2 separate regions of the Mus musculus genome follow, and region 1 is linked to region 2. A link is a loop called in an ENCODE intact Hi-C map of the cell type or tissue named here. Cell type or tissue: gastrocnemius. All regions are shown on one strand.

What was found. Hi-C counts contacts between places; a loop is a spot of excess contacts. Peaks named below come from ENCODE experiments on the same cell type or tissue, not always from the same donor. Only the 100,000 strongest peaks of a DNase experiment are listed, where the experiment ranks them.
Region 1: a loop joins it to region 2, with 2.4 times the contacts of the local background. A loop is called at or near these places in 1 of 42 quality-filtered maps.

Annotation. Positions count from the first base shown.
Region 1 is chr5:51,490,196-51,495,195 of GRCm38, reverse strand. Ppargc1a (peroxisome proliferative activated receptor, gamma, coactivator 1 alpha) reads left to right here. Exons shown (of 13, transcript NM_008904.2): 5 at 391-595; 6 at 4,951-4,996. Among named protein-coding and RNA genes, the nearest start is that of Ppargc1a, 61 kb to the left of the region's middle. In gastrocnemius, no CTCF peak of the experiment used is centred here; no DNase peak of the experiment used is centred here.
Region 2 is chr5:51,550,245-51,555,244 of GRCm38, reverse strand. It overlaps Ppargc1a (peroxisome proliferative activated receptor, gamma, coactivator 1 alpha), which reads left to right and starts at 1,324. Exons shown (of 13, transcript NM_008904.2): 1 at 1,324-1,510. The coding sequence starts at 1,463. In gastrocnemius, no CTCF peak of the experiment used is centred here; DNase peaks (open chromatin) are centred at 1,297, 2,296 and 2,566; H3K4me3 peaks cover 3,820 bases; H3K27ac peaks cover 4,758 bases.

The sequences.
Region 1 (5,000 bases), 60 kb after region 2:
CGCTGTGAGCGAAAGCGAAGCGTTAAGGGGTACTTAAGAGAGTTGTGAATACTGGGCTTCAGCAGCCAGTGGTAAATTAAGGTTTAAAGTAGCTTTTTTTTTTTCCCTTTCCTCACAGTAAAGGCGCTGTAGGGTCTTGTTAGTTACATGTTGCTGAGTAGGAACATCGGGATGTAGGAGAAATGAAATAAAAAGCTGCATAAATGACATTTAGGAATTTTAAATGTAATTTTCTCCCTTGTTCTGCAAACAATTATTCACAGCTCATAGATCCAGTACACTTAGACTGAGCACTCCGCCGAAAAAAATCTCATCTCTTCAGAAAACCTATATCCTTGCTGATAAGGTTCACTTCACTAATTTTAGCTTTCTTTATGCCTTGTTTTTAAGACCGAGAATTCATGGAGCAATAAAGCGAAGAGCATTTGTCAACAGCAAAAGCCACAAAGACGTCCCTGCTCAGAGCTTCTCAAGTATCTGACCACAAACGATGACCCTCCTCACACCAAACCCACAGAAAACAGGAACAGCAGCAGAGACAAATGTGCTTCGAAAAAGAAGTCCCATACACAACCGCAGTCGCAACATGCTCAAGGTAGGCCGGTCCAAGAAGAGCGAGCAGCCAGCAGGGGCGCTGAACACAGGGGTGAAGTTTCAACACAGGGACCCCACGCTTCATCCCATCTCTGTTTGTGTGAGGCAAGGGGAGGGACGGGGTGTGAAGGTCTTCCACGGACACAGGTTAATCATTGCATCCCGTTCAGCTGATGGGTAGCATGAGAAATGAGCTCTAAAGACACCTGGATTGTTAGCTGGGTGGAGTAGGGCCGCTGGGATCACAATACCTTTGAGGCTTATCTGGATTACTGAGATCATTGACTGTTAAGTGCGATCGTTTGCCAGTTCTTTGTGGGGCTCTTTGATTTTCCCTTTCCAGTCATGGAAAAATGAGACACTGGACATCTCCATCTACCCCGAGAAGCAGGAAATAGCATTACGTAGTCTCTCTGATTAAATGCATTCTCAGTTTACTTTTTTTAAAGCTATTATTTTATTTACTTATTTAATTTTTTACTTAAGTTTATGCGTATTGCTATGGGGGGGGGGTGTCAGATCCCCTGGAACTGGAATTATAGACAGTTGGGAGCTGACAATTGAACCTAGGAATTGAACCTGGATCCTCTGGAAGAGCAACCAGTGCTCTTAACCACTGAGCCATCTCTCCAGACCACCTGCTATGCTCACAGATTTTTTTTTTTTTTACTTTGCATATAAGAATTTTGGAAATTTCTGATTTCCTCTGCCTTGTGTATTTAGAAAATATTACATAGATTAAAGAAAACACCTGGGTTGATCTTTATTAGTCCCATATGTAGCCAGGAGGCTGGTGCTTCCAAGGCACATTCGGTGATTTGGGGCAAATCTCTCTTGGCAGAGAAACACTTTTTCTCTCTCACCTCTTCCTATTCCAAATGTTGAAGTCCGGGAAGCATAGAGTTTGATGAAAGTAATTGTTTCTTTAAAAAGATGCCAGCTTCTGCTTACTACCTGGAATCATGTCCTAGAAGCAGACATATTCTGTAGTAGCTACAAACATGCCTCTCGTGTGTTTCCGGTTCTCTAAACTACAGCTTCAGGGTTTTAAGTAGACCCTGTCTTGTTTGAAGTGTGATCATTTCATACAGATTTGCTGCTGCTGCTGCTGCTTAGGAGATGATGATGATATTTTTTTGATATTTAAAAACATTTATGCAGTTGAATAGTCATTGTAGGCTAAGGAAACAGCAGCAACATGTCAATATTTTCATAATTAATATAAAACCTAGCAAAGGTGACAGAATAATTGACAGCACATTTTCGCAGAAAATTACCAAACTATTCAGTGTCATAAGAAAGAATGAGAGAAGATTATTAGTTAAGACTTCTTTCTTAGCTCTGGCCCTCCAGTCCTCAAATGTGAATGGAAAAAGAAGGTAACAGTTTTATTCATATGCCCCCAAATGCCAAATATTATTATATAATTCTTAAAGTTTTAATGAGTTGAATAAATTTGTACTTTTAAATAATTTTTTTTCTTGGGGTTTGTAATTCCTCTGCCCTCCTACTTTAGAGTACTTTAAGGAATTTTCCTTTAATATTTTTAATTGGCTCTCCATTAGATTTTTTTGTGTTTGTTCTTTCCTTGTCGGATGTGTCAAATTTGCTGTTCATCTCTTCCTGTCACTTTGGTGAACTAAGTGTCACTAAATGGACCAAATGCCCTTACGGCTTTGCCTGCCAGGATTGGCTACCGATCACACTCTCCATCATTTGTGTGTTGGTTTTGTTTTAGTAGACAAATTGATGATGTTGGAGGCCCAGGAAAAGGAGCCCACTGAACTTGATCTAGTGAGTGAGTGAAGTGTCCAAGGCTCCTCCTGATCAATTCACCATGCGCCATTCATTTCCTGGAGCTGAACTGAGAGTTTTAGGCTCTTTGAAATCCCATGTTCAGGAACCTGGTCAATAAGCATGTAGTTTAAAGTTCTCTCTCTCTCTCTCTCTCTCTCTCTCTCTCTCTCTCTCTCTCTCTCTCTCTCTTTCTCTCCTGTATTCTTTTAGATTTTGAGATTTTCTTAAAGTTCACCAACTAGTAAATATTACTGTAAACTTTTACAAATGATGGCATTGAACAATTAAATAGGTTCCTGGAAGATGGAATCTCTGAGGGAGACAGGCAATATGCAGATTTTTTTTAAAGTAAAAATTTGTGGCAAGTCCTAAAAGGCTCATCACAGAGCAAAGCCTGCTGATTCAAACAGAAAAGAAATGCCATAGTTGTTAGAAGCCTGGGAGAAATGAAGCCTGGCATGCTATTAATAACCAATAGGTGCTTACTCTCCAAGATTAGTTAAGTTATTCAAAATTAGAAAGTAGAACTCACACAAACAGTCAGAGATCATTTGATGAGAATGGTTAGGTGACTTTCTTTCCGTGTTCTAGGTGTGTGTCCCTGATTGGGCTTTTGATCTACTCTTTGTTGTACTATGGCATCATGAATTATTTAGTTCCTCATGCTAATTGCCTAGTTGATAGTGTGTGCTGAGTATCATCTATTCACTCAAAAATAGCATCTTCATGAAGCATAATGTGAGGGTCCTAGCACCCTGTGGTCAGGCAGTGCTTGTAAATGAACTTAGTGGCCCTCATGAGATAACCTGTGTGTTCCAATCTTCAAGTCAGGGTTCTAGTCTGAGGGTGGCCGCAGGACTAAACCCTTTGAGCACACTTTTCATTACCTACTTGCCTCTTCTGGCTTTGAGCTTGCTTGTGGCCAGTTCTTCTCCTCTGTTGCTTTGGGCTTCCCTGTACCTAGCTATCTGGATTTTTGAAACATTTGTATAAGCATTTAACGTGCCTTTTCTACATCTCTATTTCTGCTTTTCAATGTGCATTTATTGTGTGATTTAAAAGTTCGTTGATCCTTATTGGATGATATTTTCTATAGAACCTGTGTAAATTATCCTGGCTATTAGAGAAATACCATAAAAGTGAGTAAAATTTGTTCATAAATTCATTCTTTTTGAAAGGCTGATTAAATTAGGCATACTCAAAAATTAATGTACAATCAGCTCATCTATCTGTATATATGTAAAAGCCAATTAATCAATGTACCTAATTTGTAGAAGACAGCGTGAGCTTCATATTTCTGGATGCACATCGGATAGATGATATACTTACTATTCAATTGTTTAAAAACTAAGTCCTAGTCCACAAATTAAATATGTAAATACTATTTTTCCACATAAAGTACCTTATTCCAGACTAATTTGGACATAAATAATATTTTTACATTGCAAAGGACCTTAATTACTAGGGTTGATTAACTTACTTTAAAGTGCATTAAATTTAATTCCTTTTGATAATAGGAGGAAGGAAATATCGGAGTACCTAAATCTGGCAAGAATCCATTTTATGGTCCTGTAGGCATCATTTAGCATCTTTGTGTCTCAGAGTATTCAACCGTAAAGTAAGAAACTATTGTAGAGACTCTTTGTTTCAAATCTATGATCTTCATTTCACATGTAACTAACTACCTCTTGACTTTCTGAAAGTAGTTAACAGAAAAAAAAAAAAGACAAAAGCTTACATGCATACATCTCCATAGATAAGCATATATATACATAATATATTTCCCATCATCTATATTCTTCCCACTCAAATTAGAGGGCTGACATGGAGGAGCAGTTAACCTATCAGAATGGGAAGTTTCCTACTCATGTATTTCTTGTTGAGAAAAGACATTGAAGGGAGTGAGATCAGGTGACACTTAAGGAGAGAATGGAATAGTGAGCTTTAGAAAAATATCCATTGATCTTTTAACTGAAAACTAGGATGTTTTCTGTTGTCTATCAGATTTGGGATGCAAACTCCATTTAAGCCATCTGGGTCAATGGCGACAATTTGTCATCATCGCTCAACTAATTTTCCGTGAATAGAATGGTTATTACTTGGGCCTTAGTCATCTCATAGAAATTTCCTATTCTCAGAGCTAGATATAAAACTATACGTTTTAGGAGTAAAATCAACTGAATATTCATAACGATCTGTCACCTTGTAGTTAGTCTGCTGTTTCCTTGTCTAAACAAACCGTGTACTGATTCCAAATTAAAAAACAGAAAACAATATTTCTCTTTGATGGTATGATGCAAATTTTGTGTCCTTCTCGAGATGATGCATTTGTTGGAAAACTCTGTGTTTGTATATGTTGTCTAATGCTATTGTACTGATTCAAATGTTGTTTGGAGTTTATTTTAGCATAAGAGACTGTAATCTGACTTTTAGCCAACATTCTGGGGTTTCCTTAGTCTATTCTTCCAGTTGCCTAGTTGTTTCCTACTTAAATATAGCAGAAAGTCGATCTGAAAAAGACTCAATATTTTATAATTAGTTTCTTCTTCTTTCCTTTAGCCAAACCAACAACTTTATCTCTTCCTCTGACCCCAGAGTCACCAAAGTAA
Region 2 (5,000 bases):
AGTCTGTGGGGTTTGAGGTATTGTGAAAATATGTTTTCAAAGGTCCCCTGTGCATTTCTCACTGGGCCTGGAAGGGTTAAGTCTGAGCACCCAAGTGTTATGGAAAGTGCTGAGAGTTGGTTATGTCCTCTGTCTGTAATGTCACAGGAAAAACAGTGGCACCTGCATTACCCCTCATTGACTCAGGAACGACAAAAAAGTATTAGTAAGCAAAGCTCAAGAAATGAGTATCTCTGCTGATACCATTTCAGTGTTTTTCCTTCATTCCCTGGACATTCTTGATTTCAAAAACAAACTGTACAGCCCAAGGCACTAGGGTTGGAGTCCAATGTTTATTCAAAAAGGCACCCTGAAGCCATGAGGAAGACTGTGCTACATATGAGAAAAGAAATAAGGGGTGGGGGCAGGTGAGTAGCTAAGCTGTTTCAGGGATGGCAGCAGCAATTGTATTTTCTAGCATTTGTTTTCTGGGAGCCTATGAGATCCACGGAAAGAATCATGAGGGGGAACCCAAGAGTCTAGGGTGTTGTGGCTTGCTTGCTTTACAAGGAGCAAGGCAAACTGCAGTAACAGTTTAGGAGACTGCATTCTCTACTGCCAAGGAGACAGCTGATTTGGGGTAGAGAAATTTGTTTAGACCTAAACAAATGTGGCGGTTTTGTTGACTAAACATGGAAAGAAAGAAAGAAAGAAAGAAAGAAAGAAAGAAAGAAAGAAAGAAAGAAAGAAACAAAGAAAGAAAGAAAGAAAGGAAGGAAGGAAGGAAGAAAGGAAGAAAGGAAGGAAGGAAGGAAGGAAAGAAAGGAGAGAGAGAAAGAAAATCGGGGGTGTTGCCTTCAAACACTCCTCTAATAGGGAGGGAAAAAAAAGAATCTCATGAAAATGTATCACATGAGGAGCGCTTGCTTCAGTTCCAAGCTGAGTCTGGGGCTACTTGGAAACCATTTCTTAAAGCACACACATTTTAGGCAAGGGTGTAGTTACTGTGTCAGTAACAGGGGATCTTTGCTATTTGCCTGTTTTGGATGGAAAATAAATTTAAAAAAAAAAGATTGCAGGAGATTTGAGTTATTATGTGAGCAGGGCTCCGGTTTAGAGTTGGTGGCATTCAAAGCTGGCTTCAGTCACAGTGTGATGCTTGAAGCCTCCCAAAGGCCAAGTGTTTCCTTTTCTTTCTTCTATTTTTTTTTTCCTCTCTCTCTAAGCGTTACTTCACTGAGGCAGAGGGCTGCCTTGGAGTGACGTCAGGAGTTTGTGCAGCAAGCTTGCACAGGAGAAGGGAGGCTGGGTGAGTGACAGCCCAGCCTACTTTTTAATAGCTTTGTCATGTGACTGGGGACTGTAGTAAGACAGGTGCCTTCAGTTCACTCTCAGTAAGGGGCTGGTTGCCTGCATGAGTGTGTGCTGTGTGTCAGAGTGGATTGGAGTTGAAAAAGCTTGACTGGCGTCATTCGGGAGCTGGATGGCTTGGGACATGTGCAGCCAAGACTCTGTATGGAGTGACATAGAGGTGAGCTGGGGCTGAGTATTGCAGGACCGGAGCTTCTCTCAGATGCAATGATTCCTGGAGGGGGGGGGGGATGGGCTAGGGGAGAGGAGGGGACATAGAAAGTGGCTCAGCGGGAGCTTTTGGAGGGGGAAATCTCCATCTTATCTTAACTCCAATAAGTTTGCTATTTTAAGGTGGCTCGGAGATGCCTTGAGCAAATCAAAGCTTAGCTGCTGTCATCAGTATCTGTAGCAGTTAGAAACTCTTTCCATGTGCCTTTGGCTCTGTTTCTACTCATATGCAATATTTATGCTCTAAGATATTGATATGAATCAGGAGCTGAAGTCTTTCCAGTGTTCAGTGGCCTGCTTGGAAAAATGCCATTTCTATTTATAAGAAAATGAAGATAAACATTAAAATGAATTGTGTTAAAAAGAGAGTCCGTTTTGACTCTCGTCAGGATTTATCTTTTCCGCCCTCCTCTCTCTGTTCATTAAACAGAGAATTTACAAGACCCTAAATATTCCTGCTGGGTCTGAGTTAGGTTGCTTTTCCCACAGAACACAAAACGACAGTGCTGTTTCCTTTAAAACACTTGTGTGCGGCTGAAAGGGTTGGCTAGCGAGTTAAAAAAAAAAAAAAAAATCCCAGCCTTAAGAGACCAAAGCTTTCTGTTTGCTTCTGTGGCGAGAAACCGAACGGTTAAATCTCTCTACCACGGAGAGCTGCCTGAAGCCGGGAGAGAATGGAGTTTATGCAGACCGTGTGTGGAGCAGCTCACTGCTTGTGTAAAAATAGACCGCAATACATCAATTCCACAGTCTCTGCTGGCTACAATTCATACAGGGGAGGAAAAAACACAAGCAGTTTCCCCGTAATCTCTGGAGTCTAGCTGGGGCCAGAGGACTTCAGCGTGTTTGCATTCAGTACAATGGAATGTTCTCGGGGAAAGTTTGAGCAAGTTGGAAAACAAGTGAAACTTTTGTGGACTCTGGTGAGATGGACCCGAATTGAATTGCGCGGAGGATCGGAGCTGCTAACTAACAATGGTGCTTCCTCCCGGTAGCGGGGGCACGTAGGGTAAGGGGGAGGGTCAAGTGCCACACGTGATTTGATTAAATAAGATGTCCGTGTGGTGCAGTGATACACATCTAAAGTGAAAATGATTTGGCGAGGCCGCCTGCGAATGCATTTTTCCTATCTAGCCAGGCGTGCCCTGGGTCCTTAACTCTTTGCTGGGTCTGCAGATGTTGGCTCCGTTTGCTTTCCCTAGGCTTTGGCAGATCGGATTTGCAGGTTATAATTATTGTTATCTTGTGATTTCTTGGCAAGGCAGAATAGATATAGATAATTCATGTGTCCCTTGGCTATTGAAGTCAGAGTTCTAAGTGGATTCAAAGTCCTAATTGTTGGAGTAGCCAGCGTAACCCGTGGGTGGTTGTCTGGCTGGCACCATAGCTCTCTTCGAATCACTTTCATTTTTACCTCTTGGATCGTTCCGAAACTGCTCAGAGACTGAAGAGCTGTGATCTAAAGGAGATGAGGAAGATTTGCCTTAGTCAGAATTCCTGTGATTGTTTGCAAATAAACGCCATAGCCATTTATAACCATGGCTTTAAGTTTGTTCTTTCTTTGTTTTTCTTAAGGAGTTGGGGATAGGGGCTCAGCGTCCAGCCTTAGATTGAGTCTCAGTTAGTGCGGCATAGTAGACAGCCAGCTGCTAGAAACCCGTGCCTTCGAGCCTGTGGCTCTGGGAATCATTCCTGCCTGTCGAAATATTACAAGCAGCAGGTAGTGTGGGCAGCTTCCATTTTTTTGAATCATTAATGCTTGCTGTCATCTTCAAACCTATTATGTCCTTTCACACATAATGACAGGACAGTGTATTGGTTAATAAAAACCCAAACCACCAGAGCTACTCAGAGTCTCCTGGTATTTCACAGCTTAATGGAGGGGATGTACAATAAGGTTACTAAGATTGATAGAGACAGATCACCTGACACTCTTCACGAAGACTGTCATTCTTACCTGCCTCCATACCTCCCAGTTCAACTACTGTTTTTATCACAAGTTAAGTTTCTGTTTTTTATTAATTTAATTAAGGCTGCCAAGTCCACTGACTCTCTCTTCTCTCTCTCTTTAAAATTTACCATCAATGGCACCAAAATCTCTGAAAGGTTAATGGAGAATTATACTTAATTATAATGAATCATTATCATCCATGCAGTTAAGCTAATTTATTGTCTGCTTCTTAACTAAGGGAAAAGACTGTCTGTTGGGGTGAAATAACATACAATAATTAGCCTTTTGTGTTTAGAGATTGTGTTGGCCTCTTAAACCTTATTGTAAAAAACGAAGGCTACAGTTGTGAAATTGCTTTCAGAGTTGCAAAGTGGCTGTAGGGTATCTGTGTAATTGAGGCAGGACACACCTGTTACAGATGCACAGGGCAGCCATCAATATCAGCATGTCAGACAAGGACAGGTACTCGGCTCAGTCTGATAGGTCTGGCGTTGTCCAAGTCCAAATATGAATTAATCACAGAAGAAATTGCTTCTACGAATGTGTTTTTGATAAGTAGGATCATGCCACAGTCAGAAGCACTGATTTGATCAGAATGTCAACACTGGCAAGCATAAACACTATTTTGAGCATAGTGCAAGAGTAAGCATGAATACACACACATACACACACACACACACACGATTGGGAGAGGGTGGGTGAGGGAGGGAAAGCAAAATAGAGAATGCTAAAACAAATTAACTTTATGTGTTCAGTGGTTGTCAGAAGTTATACTCAAATACATATTTTTTTTTCCTTGAAGGTTAAAGGTTCTTTAAACTAGTCTCCCTTAGAGAGAGTGGTTAAAGAAAAATGGCAGAAAACTATCACCCAGAAAGCCATGCCTTCCGAGCTCTAGAAGTACCAGAGGCACACTGGGCTGGCTTCTGCTTTAGCTTTCCTTTGGATGCTCATTTTGGTTGTGGTTCTTCACTTTGTTTTTAAAGGAATCCTCCACCCATGACATCCTGTGTGTTGTTTGTTGACAAAGTTCTCCCCTCATCTCTGTGCTGACAGTTGAGGAAGAGTTAATAAAAAGGGGTTGTGCTCTGGGGATGTGTAGTGTGGATAAAAATGGAGCCTTGGGATTGTTACACCCATAACAAAACACTAACTCTATCTGGACAAGATCTACTCTTTATAGTCAGACTTCCACTTACAAACCTAGCTAGGTTTTCTGATCTCTAATTTTGGGCTCACTCAGATGTTACAAAGAAAATCCCAACGGGAAGAGAATGAATGCAGCTCTCTCTTGGTGTGGTTATGTGCCTGCCTTTGGGGATCCTCTGGGGCCTGGTGGTCTAGTGGGCAAAGCGCCATGATATGCAGACTCTCTTCCCTGTCTCCTTTCCCTGTGCCTCCTCCTCAGAGTGTAGCTTCAGATCACACTGCTGCATTCGGACTGTGTAATACAGTCTGCCAGGGATGACAGGGGAGCTCCAGAAATAAA